Linked DNA regions of Homo sapiens: region 1 is linked to region 2. Evidence: chromatin loops called from intact Hi-C (ENCODE). Cell type or tissue: thyroid gland. All regions are shown on one strand. Each heading gives the region's core, and the rest is flanking DNA. Links, peaks and the distances in the headings are about the cores only.

What was found. Hi-C counts contacts between places; a loop is a spot of excess contacts. Peaks named below come from ENCODE experiments on the same cell type or tissue, not always from the same donor. Only the 100,000 strongest peaks of a DNase experiment are listed, where the experiment ranks them.
Region 1: a loop joins it to region 2, with 2.4 times the contacts of the local background. A loop is called at or near these places in 2 of 110 quality-filtered maps.

Annotation. Positions count from the first base shown.
Region 1 is chr16:79,711,870-79,720,287 of GRCh38, forward strand. LOC105371356 (a long non-coding RNA gene) reads left to right here. Exons shown (of 5, transcript XR_001752268.2): 3 at 1,967-2,265; 4 at 2,946-3,018. Among named protein-coding and RNA genes, the nearest start is that of LINC01229, 54 kb to the right of the region's middle. RefSeq lists an enhancer at 1,765-1,894. In thyroid gland, for the core only: no CTCF peak of the experiment used is centred there; a DNase peak (open chromatin) is centred at 3,872; H3K27ac peaks cover 5,326 bases.
Region 2 is chr16:79,648,340-79,656,757 of GRCh38, forward strand. No RefSeq gene overlaps it. Among named protein-coding and RNA genes, the nearest start is that of MAF, 52 kb to the left of the region's middle. In thyroid gland, for the core only: no CTCF peak of the experiment used is centred there; DNase peaks (open chromatin) are centred at 1,009, 3,192 and 5,209.

The DNA.
Region 1 (8,418 bases), core at 200-8,199, 64 kb after region 2:
CCGGGTTCAAGTGATTCTCCTGCCTCAGCCTCCCAAGTAGCTGGAACAACAGCTGTGTGCCAACATGCCCAGCTAATTTTTGTATTTTTAGTAGAGATGGGGTTTCACCATGTTGGCCAGGATGGTCTCGATCTCCTGACCTCGTGATTCGCCTGCCTTGGCCTCCCAAAGTGCTGGGATTACAGGCATGAGCCACCATGCCCGGCCCAATCAAGTTTTTAATTCTCTAAATAACATTAGGATTTGTGCTAGAACCTTTAAAATATTACTCAAACGAGGGCAGCAGGGATTGGGGATAGGATTTCTATTATTTGTGCTACCTGACTAATTCTGGAGACTTGGACCCAGACTTTGGTGGGTTGAATCCAAAGGTGCAGGGACTTTGTGTTCCCCAAGAGGGCAGGCAGCAGAGCCCATGTGTTCTTTAACTAACTGTGTCTTTGTGTTTGCAATGGCAATGGGAAAGAGGGAAAAATTATAATAATTCTTACAATGATTATGTGCTGGGATCTTTGGCTGGAATGATCCCTTGGAATGAAAAGCTGATACTATCATGCCTTTGCTTACATCCCTTCAGTGGCTTGTTTTCTTTGGAGCCTGTAAAATCAAAGTCCAAATCCTTCCTGTGACTTAGAGTCGCCGCAGTCTGTCTCTTGTCCTCCCTACTCTAGTGTACCCATATTGTCCACGGATCTCGGAATATGTCATGCCTTCTCTAGTCTCAGGGTCTTTGCACAGGAAGTTCCCATGTTATAAAATGCTTTTCCCCCTTCTTTTCACCTTTATAACCTCTACTTATCTTCCTGTTTTATGCTAAAGTCTCTGTCAGAGAAGGCTTTCTCAAATCCTCCAAACAAGTCAGGTCATTTCCCCCTGTATTTCTACGATGCCCATTCTCAGAGCTGATGGCAATCAGTAAAACTGTGTCCCTCACTGTATGCTTACCAGTTAAAACATTGAAGACAATACTTTTGTAATTGTTGATGATTTATTACTGCTCTGAGCCCCCAGTGCCAAGCCCTGACCACACGGACCCTCTTTGGAACATTCCCTTTTGCCCATTCCCCATTACTCCAAAATCAAGCAACTAAAAGTTTATTCTCTGGCACCATAGTGGACTTTCAGACCCCTGATCTGAGGTTACAGCCAAAATCCATTCTGATTGGCCCATATAATCCCTGCTCATATTTCTGCCTTATGATTATTTGTCTCATAATCATGTTATCGAGCAGTGATTATTTGTGTTTTTGGTAACATTCTAAAATCCAGAAAGCAGGGGCGAGTTTTAGAGTATAGTGGACCTGCAACCTGAAATACTCAATATGCACTTCTGTTAACTGCTTGTGTTATTTAATCCTCACAACTCCATGAGGTAAAAGTTGTCCAGCCTTTCTATTTTACAACTGAGGCTTCAAAAGATAAAAGAGATCCATGCTGAAGGGAGAGGAAAAGAAGAAGACCCCAAGGACCACAGGCCTGGGCCTGTGTTATCCCAATGCCATCATCTCAGGATACGATGGGAGCTGCTAGGTGTAGAGATGGCTCTTCTTTGAAGAAACCCCCATGAAATGGTTTCAGGGGAGGTCACTGTGGTTATATCCCAGAAGATTTGCCCTGCAAGTGAAACAGAAGCTTCTCATGGAGATGTGGAGGGGGCTGCCCCGCTGTGTCAGAAAGTGGAGACTCTATGGAACCAACCCCATTATACTGAGATAGGGTTGAGGCTGCTGATGGGTCTTTACCTATTGTAGCTTCCATTTGTATGGTAGGCAGCCGCTAAGATGGCCCCAGATATCACTGCCTTGTGATAGTCCTGTCTTTGTGTAATCCACTCCCCATGAGTGTGGGCTGGATCTACTGGCTCTCTTCTGCTAAACAGATGATCGAAAAAGTGATGAAATGTCACTTCTAAAATTAGGTTACACAGAGAATGTGGTTTCTTTTTTGCTCACTCCCTCTTACTCAGGGAAACTAGCTACCTCTTTATGTACTGCCCTATGGAGAGGCACACATGTCAAGAAACTGAGGGAGTGCCTTCCAGTCAACAGCCAGCCAGGAACTAAGGTGCTCAGTACAGCAGCCTCCACAAAGGACTGAACAATGCCAACAGCTATTTGACTGTGCTTGGAAGATCTCCGTTTAGTTAACCCTTCAGATGAGACCGCAGCCCTGGCCAGCAAACAAATTGCAGCCTATGGAAAGACCTTAAGGCAGAAGCACCCAACTGAACCACCCGAGGGCTCTGACTTACAGAAACTGTGAGCAGTAAGTGCCTATTTTTTTAAACCACTATACTTTGGGGATGGTTTGTTACACAGTTATAGACTACTAATAGAGTTTGTTAAGTTAGTATTTTAGTCTGCTTTTTTAGCTGCAAGATAAAACTAACCCCTTCACATAAACAGTTAGATTGCAACTCTATAGGTTCCGTTTTAACTTTATAGTTAGCTACTAATGAATCTACACATAAATATTCAGATTCCCCTAACACAGAAGAGAGGCCTACTATGTGCAGCATTATGAAATGTGAATTTCTAGATATAAAGACTTTGTCTCATTCATCTCTATACCCCAAGGCCAAGACCAAACTTTATCACATCATAGCTATTTAATATTGATGGGTTGATTTAAACGATCTAATTACTGGATAGCTATTATGACCCACATTTTACTGATATAATAAGAGAAGTACCTAGAGTTTAAGTGATTCAGAGAAAGTCATGTGAGTGGAGTCAGGGCTTTTGCCCAAATTCTCAGGCTGCCATCTGTGTATCCCAGAACTTCCTTAGTGGGTAAAATAGCTCATTACTGACTAGAATGGCAATGTTTTCCTTCCATTGCAACATACTAGCTCAAAATAAGCAGGTGGCTTTTTTTAGAAAAACAGTGTTTCATTAAAGATTGTATTCCAAAAAGGCTTTGTTAACTCCTTTTTTCCCTTTAAGTATAGTGAAATGGCCTCTACCTTATTTTGAATGGATTTCTGGGATAAAGTTCTTCAGTGATAACATGTTTGAAGTAAGTAACAATTAAGTTATCTTAGTCCTCACTAATAATGTTCATAGAGCAATTGGTGTTTCTTTCTGAGTTAATAACAAACATTTGCAGCCAAACCATAGGACTCTGAAGATAAAGCAATTGGCAAGAAACGGTATGTTTAAATACCAGAAAATAGCCCATATCCAAACAGGTGTGCGATAAAACAGTATAAATAAACTGCTCTGTATGCAGTTTAGCCCAAGCAGAATTGTGTAGGAAACTTTCTTATTCTGGAAAAAATATAACCAAACCAGGCCTCTTGTATCCTCCTTAGACTGCACAGCTGGAAAAACAGTTCTTGTTCAAACAGCCGAAAGTAAAAGTTGTTTTAATTTTTTTTAATGGCCAGATAAACAAAACCTTGCTAGAGGAATGACTATACTTGTGCAAATATGGCCTTGAGCTAGAATCTTGTGAAAGACTCACCTCTTTTCAACCTTTAAGAAATATGCCTGCTTCTTTGAATTCGCGATGGTCACTTCATGTTGTGTTAGGATATTTTTTAAAAATGTTTCTGTTGGTACAGTTATCTTAACCACCTGGGTACTTGACTTGACTTACGGCATTAAGAGTATAGATGCCTAAAAGAAGTACTTGGTTTCTATTAAGATCTCCTAAGTGCACAGGAAACATGGTTTAGAGCTCAAAGAGGTTATAAAAACTGTCCATCTTTTCATGCCATTTCTTTCTGGCCAGGAACAAAGGTAAGACAAGAGGTTGGTCCATGCCAGAAAGTCTGAAAGTATGCGGGTTAAATGTTTCCAAGTGTGCTGTTTGGTGTTTGGGATCATTTGTTCTTTGCCAAGCTGTGTCTAAGGGGGGAAAAAGCAAAAACAATGGAGACGTAGCCTAAGGTTCCTGGAGATATCTGGCATTTGACATGCCTCAGTGGTGAGGAGCATTTATGGTCTAGTGAAAAGTAAGTGGTCCTCTGCATTCCACAATCCAAACCCTGGCTAAATCTCTGACCAGTAGGACAATTACCACTTCTGAGTCTCAGTTTTCCATCTCTAAAATGGTCTTCTATACACAGTTATGAAGACTACATGGAAATACATAACTTGTTAGAGGCAATAACACATGAAGATTACATGCAGTAATACACATGCAATAACATAAATAATCTTATGACGATTACATGCCCTGGAATGATTATCTATAGATACTGTGTGCAAAGTGAAATTATACCAAGTGCTATAGAAATAAAAATGGCTGAATAGAGGTCAATTGGTGTGGCAGTTAGGAGCATAGGTTCTGGGCCGGGCACAGTGGCTCATGCCTGTAATCCCAGAACTTTGGGAGGCCAGGGCAGAAGGATAGTTTGAGCTCAGGAGTTAAAGACCAGCCGGGACAACATGGCAAAATCCTGTCTCCACAAAAAAAAAAGAAAGAAAAGCTAGCCGGGCAGGGTGGTGCATGCCCACATTCCCAGCCACTTGGGAGGCTGAGGTGGGAGAATCACTTGAGCCCAGGAGGTCAAGGCGTAAGTGAGCTCTGGTAAGTGCATTAGGTTGGTGCAAAAGTAATTGCAGTTTCGGGCTCTAGTTTTAAGTGGCAGAGACCACAATTACTTTTGTGCCAACCTAATACCACTGAACTCCAGCCTGGGTGACAAAGTAAGACCATGTCTCAAAAAAAAAAAAAAAAATAGTGTAGATTCTAAGCTCAGGCTTGCTTGAAATTCTGGCTCATTTTCTTTGTATCTGAGTAGCCCTGGTGAGTCTGAATTTCCCTATCTGTAAAATGACAATAATAGCAGTACATTCTTTATTCTGTTTAAAATGAAGAGCTCAAGTGCTAGTGTGTACTCATGTGCTTTCTTTGTGAGTTCAAGCACTCAAGACTTCAAATGGTATCTTCCAGAGCTTCTTCAGCTAGATTCTGTCCTCTTCCTCATTTGTCACTCTGCTGGCTGCTCCAGGTCGTTCCAATCTATAAATAACCATTTCAGAGCCAGACATCACTGACTAATATCTCAATCTCTAGGAACAAACATTTTGACTTGTGCCACACTCAGTGGTTCAGAATGATTGTAACCCAATTCTGACTATAACTAGAATGAGATGGAAATCCAGCATTCTACTTGGGAGCAGGATTTTCTCTAAGAAACTACAGCGGATCAGGATAAAAGTTCTCTTTTCTGTTATTCATAAAAGGCAGGGAAAGAGAGTCAGAGTTATGGCTTATGGTGTCGCAAGAATGTTCAGTATCATTTTAAGGATCTCTGTCTCGTTCTCTCTCTCTCTTGCTCTCGCTCTTGCTCTTGCTCTTGCTTTTTCTCTTCCCTTTCCCTCCCCGTGGCAAGTATTATAAATAGGCCTCCTTCTTATCTGATCCTCCCCTAAATGTTTTTCTTTTGAAAACCACAGTTAATTTTAGATAAATGTCGGAGATAATCTCAAATTTGTGTGTAATATAGGCCCTAGTTCTAAGAAAAACATGACATGTCTGGAAGACCTTGTTTTGGCCTTTGTTCCTCTGCTAGTACCACGGCCAATATCTCTGACTTCCCACCCTTTATCTGAGACTGGGTTGTATCTTAAGTCTCCTAACCCCCTTTTCCAGAAGCAGAGAAACTGCCACCTTCTGAATGGCTCCTTTCTAATCCAATAGTTCCCCAGGAATGATTTTAAAGCTAGAAAGGGGCTCCGGGGAGTGAGGGCTGAGTTCACCAACACTGCCCGCCTGAGCAATTTGCAGGATGAAGTGGCCTCTGTCCTCTGATTTTCACAGGCCAGGCCCCCTCTAGATCCATGTGTAGATAACTGCAGTCGTAAATGTTATGCGAAGGCTGCTGTACAAGCCTTTTAAATAAGAGGCTGTTTTTCAGAACCTGGGCCACATTTGTCCTGGCCTGAGTTAAGAGGTAAAGAACATTCCAATTGTGAGCTTGGATGGAAAAAAATATATTTGAAGTTTTTTCTGCTAACAAGGTATGCAGAGGACTCAAATTCCAGTAAACGAAGGTTAAAGACGGGCTGATTTGCAGAATACGGTCATCAACCCCACCCCTTAATTTTTCCATAAAGTGCCATAAAAAGCCACTGCACTAACAAACATTTTGGGAAGGAAACAAGCTCCAGGCCAAGAAGCCACAAGCTTAAATGGAGGGAAATCTGAGCCCTGAGGCACAGTTTCCTGAGCAGAGTCATTACTCAAGAAGGGATCAGGCATTAACAGAACTATCCCAACCCAGTACCAAAGCTAAGGCTTCCTGGGTGCCCTGGGACAGTGCTGGTCAGGAGAAAAGTGCCAGTGTCCCTCACTGGAGTTACACCCTTCACCTTGACTTACAATGTGAAATGAGAGCACATATCCAAGACTCAGCTTACACCTGAAAAACATCTGAAGAAAAACGTCTTGTTTTATTTAAAGGATGAAAAGAAAACGCGATGCAATGAAATTGCAAAAAAAAAAAAAACTCCAGCTGGATGTATTTTTTAAAATTTTTTGTTGTGGAACACAGAAAAATTAATGCTAAAATGGATACAGAAGAGTAAAGTCCCCCCAGAGAGCTAGGCCAACTGTGAAGAAGAGGAATATGGAGGAGGGGCTTATCCTACAAAATGTTAACCTTCTACAAAACCATCATCGTAAAATTGGTCTGCTTCTGGCTTGAGAACAGAGACCAGTGAACAGAACAGAGGCCTAGGAGACAGGCCTTTTTATAAATGAGGACTTGAAATATGTTTAACATGGCTTAAAAATCATGGGGAATGGTTAGATTATTTAGTAGATGGTATTGAGAAATTGGCTCACCATATGGAGAACAAAAACATCTATATTTCTTTTTTTTTTTGAGACGGAGTCTCGCTCTGTTGCCCAGGCTGGAGTGCAGTGCCACAATCTCGGTTCACTGCAAGCTCCGCCTCCTGGGTTCACACCATTCTCCTGCCTCAGCCTCCCGAGCAGCTGGGACTACAGGCGCCAGCCACCATGCCTGGCTAATTTTTTGTATTTTAGTAGAGATGGGGTTTCATCGTGTTAGCCAGGATGGTCTCGATCTCCTGACCTCGTGATCTGCCCGCCTCGGCCTCCTAAAGTGCTGGGATTATCGGTGTGAGCCACCACGCCCGGCCCAATAACATCTATATTTCTATAGTACACAAACGTGGACTCCAGATGCATAGGATATCCAGTATGAGAGGAAAGCTTATATGGTTAACAAAAGAAAATTTAGAAGAGTATTTTTACAACTTAGAGGTGGGGAGAAACTTTCTAAAGACCTAAAATTACCAAATATAAAGCAAAAAAAAAAAAAAAAAAAAGTGTTTGATGACACAAAAGTTGAGGATTTCTTTTTAATGAAAGATTGTAAAGATGAAGTTAAAAATTGAAAAATTGCAACACAATATCTGCAACATTTACAACTGACTAACAGCCAGTATAGGATATATGAGGGTAACCTGTAAGTTAACAAGAAAAGGATCAAAAAATCCATCAGAAATAGGGGCAAAGGGCTGGGTATGGCAGTTCATACCTGCAATCCTAGTACTTCGGGAGGCCAAGGTGGGAGGATTACTTAAGGCCAGGAGGTCAATATCAGCCTGAGCTACATGGTGAGATCCAGTCTCTACAAAAATAAAAATAAAAAGGTTAGCCGGGTGTAGTGGTGTGCACCTGTAGTCCAAGCTACTTGAGGAGGCTGAGGTTTGAGGATCGCTTGAGCCCAGAAGTTCAAGGCTACATTGAACTAGCATAACACCACACACTGCAGCCCGGGCAACAGAGCAAAACCCTATCAAAAAAAAAAAAAAAAAAGAAATAAAAAGAAAAAGGGCTGGGCATGGTGGCTCACGCCTGTACTCCCAGCATTTTGGGAGGCCGAGGTGGGCGGACCACCTGAGGTCAGGAGTTTGAGATCAGCCTGGCCAACATGGTGAAAGCCCGTCTCTACTAAAAATACAAAAATTAGCTGGGTGCGATGGTGTGTGCCTGTAGTCCCAGCTGCTCAAGAGGCTGAGGCAGGAGAACTGCTTGAACCCGGGAGGCAGAGGTTGCAGTGAGCCAAGATCGCGCCACTGCACTCCAGGCTGGGCAACAGAGCGAGACTGTGTCTCAAAAATAAAAATAAAAAAAGAAACAAACAAGCAAAAATAAACAGAGGCAAAGAATATGACAGGTAAATCACAGAGGTAAAAATCCAAATGGTTCACATAATAATACAAAGCTCAAAATCAGGGTAAAGCAAACCAAATCCAATGAGCTATAAGTTTATACTCATCAGATTGGTAAAAATGGGCAAGTTGGATAATGCCAAGTCTAAGATGTCAGAACACATGACTTTTCACGTCCAGCTCTTAGGATTGTAGAAGTGAAGCCAATCTAAAGAATAAGCTCACAAAAATTGAGCATCCATGTACATTAGAATCAGTAGTT
Region 2 (8,418 bases), core at 63-8,062:
ACCTATAGAGAATTCATTTTAAAATAGGAATATATAAAGGGAATACCAATGTCATTAAATCCCAAAGTCAGTAACAGAACAGAGCAACTGATTAGAATGAGGAATCGTTTGTTTCATGCTGGCTGATTCACTAACGCTTCGCTGTCTAATACTGGAGCTCCAAGCCACCTGTGGCCACTGCCCACGGAGTGCAGGAACAGTGGTGGCTGGTCTGGATGCAGGTGTGCTAAAGATGTAAAGCACACATTAGGTTAGAACTGACTACAAAAAGAAAATGAATGTAAACTCTCTCATTAATAATTTTAATACCGATCACATGTCAAAGAGACAACATTTTGGAAGGATTAGGTTAAATAACAGATATTATTAAAATTAATTTCACCTGTTTCTTTTTACGTTTTGTAATATGGCTGCTACACAATTGTTATGTATGCCTCATGTTATTTTTCTATTGAATAGTGCTGCATAAAAGCTGCAATTGTTACAAGATTCCACTGCATGTTGAGCTCAAACCTTTATTCCTGTCGCTCCTACCCTCGCTGGCTGTCCCTATCTTGAGTTACTATGGTCAAACTTGGAGAATAAAAATGGAATCAAATCCATTTTTCACGGTACAGTCCCTCAGCTATTTAAAGGCAGCTCCCACATTCTTCTCATAACTTCTTTTTTTCTAGGCCAAATGCCCCACATTTTCTTACTCTTCTCTGGACATCTTTTGGTTTACCAAAGATCCCTTAAAACGTGATGCTTAGCATTCTTCCTGGCATACCAGTGTGGTCTCTTGGTATTGAGGTTCTCACCTTCTTGGACTAGACACCCTATCTCTATTTATGTGACCTTGTTGCCATTAACATCTTTGAAAACTAAAGCTGATACCAGTGGTTTTCAAAAGTTGATGCCCAAACTAGCAGCATCAACATCACCTGAGAAGTTGTTAGAAATGTAAATTCTCTGGCTCCTCCCAAGACCTCCGGAATCACAAACACTGGGGTTGGTATCCAGCCATCTGTGCTTTAAGAAGCCCTCCAGAGGTTTCTCATGCATGAATGAGTATGAGATCCACTGATTTCCACTGAAAGCCTTTTAAAAGTCCTCTGACTTTCAGCCAAGGGTTCCTTTCTTTAATGGCTGGATTTGGGGGAGCACATAGTGTAGAAGTTTGCATTTGATCTTGTTAGTGCATTATAACTTTGGCCCATGGTTCTAGCTTGTATGAACCTCCTGAAATACATTTCTCTCTGTGTTGCACCAAATGCTCATTGAATAATGCTGCCTTTGGTCTTTATCTACAGCATGGATACATATGTTAAACAACACAGACCCCAAATCAGAATCACACTTCCCCCCTTGCCTTGGGTCTCATTGTTTCCTCTGCCTCTGATATGATTCCAAGACGCATCTCTCCCACCTTCCAAACTACTTCTTCTGCCTAGTTCTGCTAGGGCTGGTATTTCCATTTAGAGATCACTTCTATGAAAAAAACTGGGTTTGGGGCTGGTCCTCCAAGTTCCCTGTGCAGACAACTGTCCGTGTTTGATTAGTGACTCTCCTCCTCTCCAGCAGTGGTTCTCAATTGGGGTGATTTTGCCCCCTAGGGGCATTTGACAAATTTCTGGACACATTTTTGGTTGTCACCTCTTGGGGTACACTACTGGCATCTAGTAGCTAGAGACCAGGGATGCTGATAAACACCCCTTCAATGCTCAGAACAGGGTCCTCCAACAAAGAATGATCCAACCTAGAATGTCACCAGTGCTGAGGTTGATACACCCTGTCCTGAATTGTAAGTTCTGTCTCTTTCCATCACTGATTTTATTCCCAGTTCCAACAGAGTGCATGGCCCAAAGGAGGCGCTGAATAAATTTATTTTTTTAATGACTAGGTGACATCTCTCTTCCTGGGAGGAAGCATAAGAAAAACTAATCAAGATTACCTGCAGATTTATACTTTTCTGTTTAGGAAATACCTTGTCTGGGGGCTGATATGACGAGGGACCTGTGGAAACAGTTTTTACTGAACTGATAAGCTAGCTTTATAATTAGCATACTCATTGCCAGTTAATACATGTGCTTCTAAAGCACTGGCCACTAAAACATTTTTGCATCTCTAAGTCGCTGAGTGGGGCTCACCTTTTGCTATCTTATCTTCCTACTTATTTGCTGCGTTAATTTTTTTCTTTTTTTGAGACTGAGTCTTGTTCTGTCACCCAGGCTGGAGTTCAGTGGCGTGACCTTGGTGCACCGCAACCTCCACCTCCCAGGTTCAAGCGATTCTCCTGTCTCAGCCTCCCGAGTAGCTAGGATTACAAGCACCTGCCACTGCACCCGGTTAATTTTTGTATTTTTAGCAGAGACAGGGTTTCACCATGTTAGCCAGGCTGGTGTTGAATTCCGGACCTCAAGTGATCCGCCTGCCTCAGGCTCCCAAAGTGCTGGGATAACAGACGTGATAACGGTGCCAGTCATTAATATGATTTTTATTAGTTATGTGAACTTGAACCACTTGAGTTCTCCAGGTTCAGATTCCTCAAAGTGGCTTAAAGATTCCTGCACTTTCTGGAGACCTGTGACGGAGATGATGAGGATGGAGTCAGATAATATTTGTAAGTTACTGAGAGCATTGCTTCGGCCTGTCTCTGTAGTCATCATTTTCTTATTTACTCTTTACAACCATCCTGTGAGGTCAGTAGCAAGTATAATCTTAATATAATAGACTATGAGTTTGAAGCTGTTAGGATAACTAGTTGGATTTGTATCCAGTTTTTCATTGATGAGTTACGTTAACCTGTGTCAATAACTGATTTTTACTGCTCTGAAGAAAAATTTCTCTTGTGGATAAAGCTTTTCTGGAAGCTTCTAAAATATTGCAAAGGCTGTTTTGCACCCAACATTAGTTTCTACATTTTTGCATTCTAATTTGGCCATGACTCAAGATTTCCAGATGGGCAGGGTTATGGAGGGGAATCACATTCACTTTTAAACTGATCATGTTTGAACCCTTGAAGAAAGTCATCACGCATGGACACAGGAATCCTGCATGAGGGGTGAGGCTGGAAGACTCGCACTTGGACCCTTCTCCATGTTGAGTTTTTAAGCTCACTGTGTAGCACCCACATCGGCCTGGAGCCAGATGGAGGCTGCCCTGCTGCTCTTTGGGGAGAAGGGCCTGGCTCAGTGTCTCCCAGAGTGAGGCAAGGCCTGGGAGCCAATGAGTCATTCTCTCTTGGCACGGACTCTCCAGGCTCTTGGGGGAAACAAACAGACTTTGTTGAGAAGGAGCTCTCCTGCCTATGAATGGCCGCTAGTCAACTCTTCAGAGGAGCCCTGTAACCTGTGCCTGCCCGGTCTTCACCCCTCTTGGCCTGGAGAAACCACAATTACTCGGGGGCGGGGGTGGATTTTGGAGCTCAGACCTTTGTTGTCAACATGGAACAAAGATGTCAGACCCTGGCTGGAGAGAAATTTCTTGGGGGCCCATCTGGGGTGTGAGCTTCTGACTCTTGCTTCATCTGTCTCACCAATGCTTGGGCAAAAAAGAGTCCGTCTTGACACCCAATTCCTGAGTTCTCTCTTCATTTAATTCTGCATTTAGCAGCCAGCTATCTCAGGTATCTTGGTCTTTTTTTTTTTTTTTTTTTTTTTTTTGAGATAGAGTCTTACTCTGTTGCTCAGGCTGGAGTGCAATGGCACAATCTCGGCTCACTGCAACCTCTGCCTCCCAGGTTCAAGTGATTCTCCTGCCTCAGCCTCCTAAGTAGCTAGAATTACGGGCGCCAACCACCATGTCCAGCTTATTTTTGTATTTTTAGTAGGGACTGAGTTTCACCATGTTGGCCAAGCTGGTCTCGAACTCCTGACCTCAAGTGATCCTCCTGCCTCAGCCTCCCAAAGTGCTGGGATTACACATGTGAGCCACCGTGCCCGGCTAGGCATCTTCTTAATATTGAAAGTACTCTCATTTCCAGAGTTCCCTTTTCTATGTTTATTCATCTTTGTCTGAGGAACTTCTCTGGTGAACACGCAGTTTTATAATGTGATGTTTTAGAGAATATTTTATTTTCTTGGCAGCTGTTATGAGAATTTCTTAAGGGCAGACACCCACTTTTGGGAGAGGAGAATATTTAAAAACGTCTCTTTGGGAATGGGTGATGGGAGCCAATCTTCCTGGACCTGAATGTGAGAAAGTCCATGGAGAGGGGGACAGAACTAGGAGTTACTCTAGAGAGGGAAGGAAGAAGAAGATGGGAGGTGAGTGCAGGACTGAAGCTGGTGGGACACAGGAAGACCAGCCCCAGGCCCCTGTGATGTACCCCTTCCTGTGATCACAAACCTTTCAGTAAAGTCACTGAACTCAAAGTGTTTCAGACAAGTCGGTTTATTTTTGAAATTCTTTTAAGTAATGGGTTTTTGTTCAGCTTGATGGGGGTGGAATTTGAAGCCACATGCAGGTGCATTCAGAGCTCCAAAGCTAAGAGACATGTGAGGAATAGATGGAGGAATTCACAGCAATTCTGGGGACAGCTCGGGATTCTTGCAAGTCTGTGGAATTAGGTTTTGGACTAATTTTAACCAAATCTCCCAGGAGTGGGGGCCATGGAGAACATCTGAGTTACTTTATTAACATCCCTCTGACAGCTCGCTGCACTGACGTTGCCATTTTTCTCCTTCTCTAGCAAGGAGTAGGGGCTTGGTCTGCATCTGTTGAGGCTTGCTCTGACTGAGGGTATGAAATGGTCTCCAAGGAGGAGACTGTGCAACCAATATGAGGCGTAACCTTGTTTATTAGCGCCTTGGAGCAGGACAATGAACTGGGACAACATGGTAGGCGCATGGTGAGTCTTCCACTCATTAACCCAGATGGAGGTCACAGCTCCATCTTGGCTGCTGCCAGGAAACAATAACTTGTCAAAACTTCAGGTGATATAATAAAAAAAAAAAAAGGAAGAAAAAAAAAAAAACTTCAGGTGAAAGCACCAGGTTCTGGCTCATTGGAACCCAATTCCTAGATAAGCACAGGCAGAAGAGGAAGCTGTGCTTGAATAGCCCCAGATAGGCCAAGCAGATGTTGCAGGGGACTCCTTCCTGCAGAGCTGCAGAGCTGGCTGGGCTCAGCACCCAAACAGGGCCCCTGGGAGAGTGGCTGATGAGGGCCTCACAGTGCTAGGAGCTGCCAAGTGCTTAGCTCTGCCCCCCTACCCCAGAGATGGCTTGGCCTCCCGCCAGCTGAGTTTGGAAGGGAGGGATAAGGATAGGCAGTGAGTCTCACATGGGGAACTCTTGCAAAAGACGCAGCAATGGTTTTGGATAACATCCCATTGTCACAGGCTGCAAAGACTCCAGTGGGGCTGGGTTGTAGGGAGAGATAGAAGCCGGGTGCAAGGAGCGGCTAAGGCACTCCTTTTCTGCACCACCCTTACTCACGGGGAGGGACGTAGATATGAACTGTGTAATCCAGAACAGGTCTCTGAGCTGCCCTGCCTGCTGTGGCTGGGAGAATAATCACAGCCTCCCTCAGGCCAAACAAGGGCCTGCCTGGAACCCAGACACATTCCAGAAAGAAATGAGGAGTCTGTGTGTGCATGGTCAAGATGTGTGTGTGTGTGCTTGTGCACGTGCATTTTGGTATGGTCCACTGTGTGTGCCCTCTGCATGTGTGTGTGTGTTTGTGCATGTGAATGGTGTGAGTGTACGTTCAGTGTGTGTGTGTGTAAGTGTGGGTATGTTTAATAAGCATGTGGGAAGGTGTGCATGATTGGTATCCTGTGTGTACACATGGAGAGTAATGGTGTCCTTTCTTCATGTGCCTGTGCCTTTAGTGCCCTTGGTGTGTGTTTTGTGATGGTGTGTGTGCCCGTATGTGCATGGTCAGTGTGTACATTGAACATGCATGCTTGAGTGTGTGCCCTCTGTGTGTGTGCATGTTTGCCCACATGGTTAGAGATGTATTTGTTTTGGGCACATAGATATATGTCCTATATGTGTGTGCTTCTTGATGCCTCCTGTGTGTGCTCAGACCGTGAATGCGTATGTATACAAGATGTGGACCCCAAATGCATCTGTCATCCTAGTAGGCAGGTTGTATGTGCATCCGATAGATGTGCATGTCCCAGGTGTATGGATTTATTGCAAAACCACTGTATGTGTCTCATGCACATGTCAGTTTGTGTGAATGAGAGAGAGAGCACAGAATCAAAAACCATGCATGTGTTGGTGCTACTAATTTGAGGCATACCCAGCTTGTCAACCACCATCTTAAGCTATTGGAGCTCCTTAGCAGGGCACATAGGACCTGCTCAGTCACAAGCCCTCCTGCCACACCACTGCAGCCTTATCACCTGTCACGTCACCCCCACCCCCCAAACTATTGTCCCCTTCGTTCTAATCCTATAAAACTGCCCACTGATCCTTGAATGGGTTAGGTGGCTCCATGCTTCTGAGCCTTTGTTCATGCCCTTCTCTTTCCTGGAATGCCTCTTGCTTTCTCCCAGCTTTCTGACACCTACTCATTGTTTAGAACTAGGCTCCAGTCTCCACATGTCTGTGAAGTCTCCTTGAACTCGCCATTTCCTTCTTTGTCTTTCAACACATTTTTCTCAAAGCACCTCTAACATTTGAGGGTCTTGTTTGCCTACATGTCTCTTTTCCTATCCACAGTGGTAACCACTAGGGCAAGGACAATGCTATCACACCCCGGGGCTCCCACTAAGCATGCTCTCACCTCACAGCGGCCACATTAGACAGGTGACTTTATCCTGACCTGAGAGATGGGAACACTGTGACGCACTTAGAGACACAGAACTGCTAAGTAACTAGGCAAGAAATCAACTCCGTTTCTGACTCTGGGGCCCACGTATGATATTGTCACACCATTTCCAGGTTGAAATGTATTCTTCCAATTGATTGATTGATAAATATTTATTGAGCACTTGCTGTATACCAGGTGCTGTTCTAAGCACTCAGAATATAGTTCAAAGCTGTCCTCATGGAGCTTACATGCTAGTTCTGGTCCACTCATGGGAAGCTGAAACGGATGATGATGATGATGATGATGTGTGTGTGTGTGTGTGTGTGTGTGTGAGAGAGAGAGAGAGAGAGCGTGCGCGCACGAGAGAGAGAGCAGGAAAGTCCCAAGATCCAACATTATCTTAGAAAAATTGTTACCTGAGAAGTCATTTGTGCAACTGCCAAATTGAGGGGATGAGATAAGAACCGTTCTCAGAAGAGAAACTGTGGCACTCAGAATAATGGTTCCCAAAGATGTCCACATCCTTTGGGAGATTAAGTGGCCAAGGGGAATGAAGGTTGCAGATGAAATGAAGGTTGCTGAGCTAACTTTAAAATAGAGAGGTTCTCCTGGATTATCTGGGTGGGCCCCATGTAATCACATGGGATCTTAAAAATATAAGGGAGGGCACAAGAAGAAAGAGTCATGTGATGTAATTTGAAAAGGACTTACCCACTATGGCTGGCTCTGAAGATGGAGGACGAGGCCAAGGGCTAACAGGCAGCTTCTAGAAGCTGAAGAAGGTGAGATAATGGCTTCTCTTCTAGAGCCTCCAGAAGGAACACAGCCCTGCCAACATCTTGAGTTCGGCTCAGTAAAACCCACATTCATATTCTAGCCTCCAGAATTGTAAGAGCATGAATTTGTGTTGTTTCAAGCTGCTAAATTTGAGGTTAATAGTTATAGCAGCAATCGGGAATGAATACAGGAGCCAAAGTCTCAGGGTAGGAGAAACTGGTTGTTGCATTAAAATAGGATCTAGATGGGGGCTTGATGGGATAAAGGCATTATAAAAGGTGAGGTCTGTTGAATGAGAGTCATCAATGAGCAAGCTCCAGCTGTATACACCCAGATTAACGGTCACAGTGCATGCACACTGGGACTCTGGTTGGCCTCAACTGCAGTGACAGGTGCATTTCACCAAGATATACGGAGTTATTTAAAGGAACACTATGGGCTATTATTCCTGCTTCTAATTTTAGGAAAAAAGTGAGACCACCAGGGACCAACGGAACAGTCACCACTACTGAAAGACGTGTCTCACAATATGAACTTTACCCAGACTCAAACTCCCAGGACCTCTACAGGCAAGGCTCTGGTGATGGTGAGCCCCAGGCCCTGTCCTGAATGAAGGTCAGTCTGATTCCAGACAGACCCCCTCTGTTTGATTGTTATCCCTGCTGCCTGAAAGCCCTGGGTGGTGATGGCCAGTCGCACTGGAGGAGGCGTCAATAGCCATAAAGTGAATAATTACATATTTCCCACTTAGGCTCCTAGTATGGGGCTGAGAGAGAGATCCACAAATAGGGCTGCTACTATGGAAGCTCATGAGGGAAACTGGCCTGAAGCTGAGGAACAAGATGGGGTGGGTTCCATTACCGCAATTAGCTCACTGTGTAAACAGCACTTAAGGGC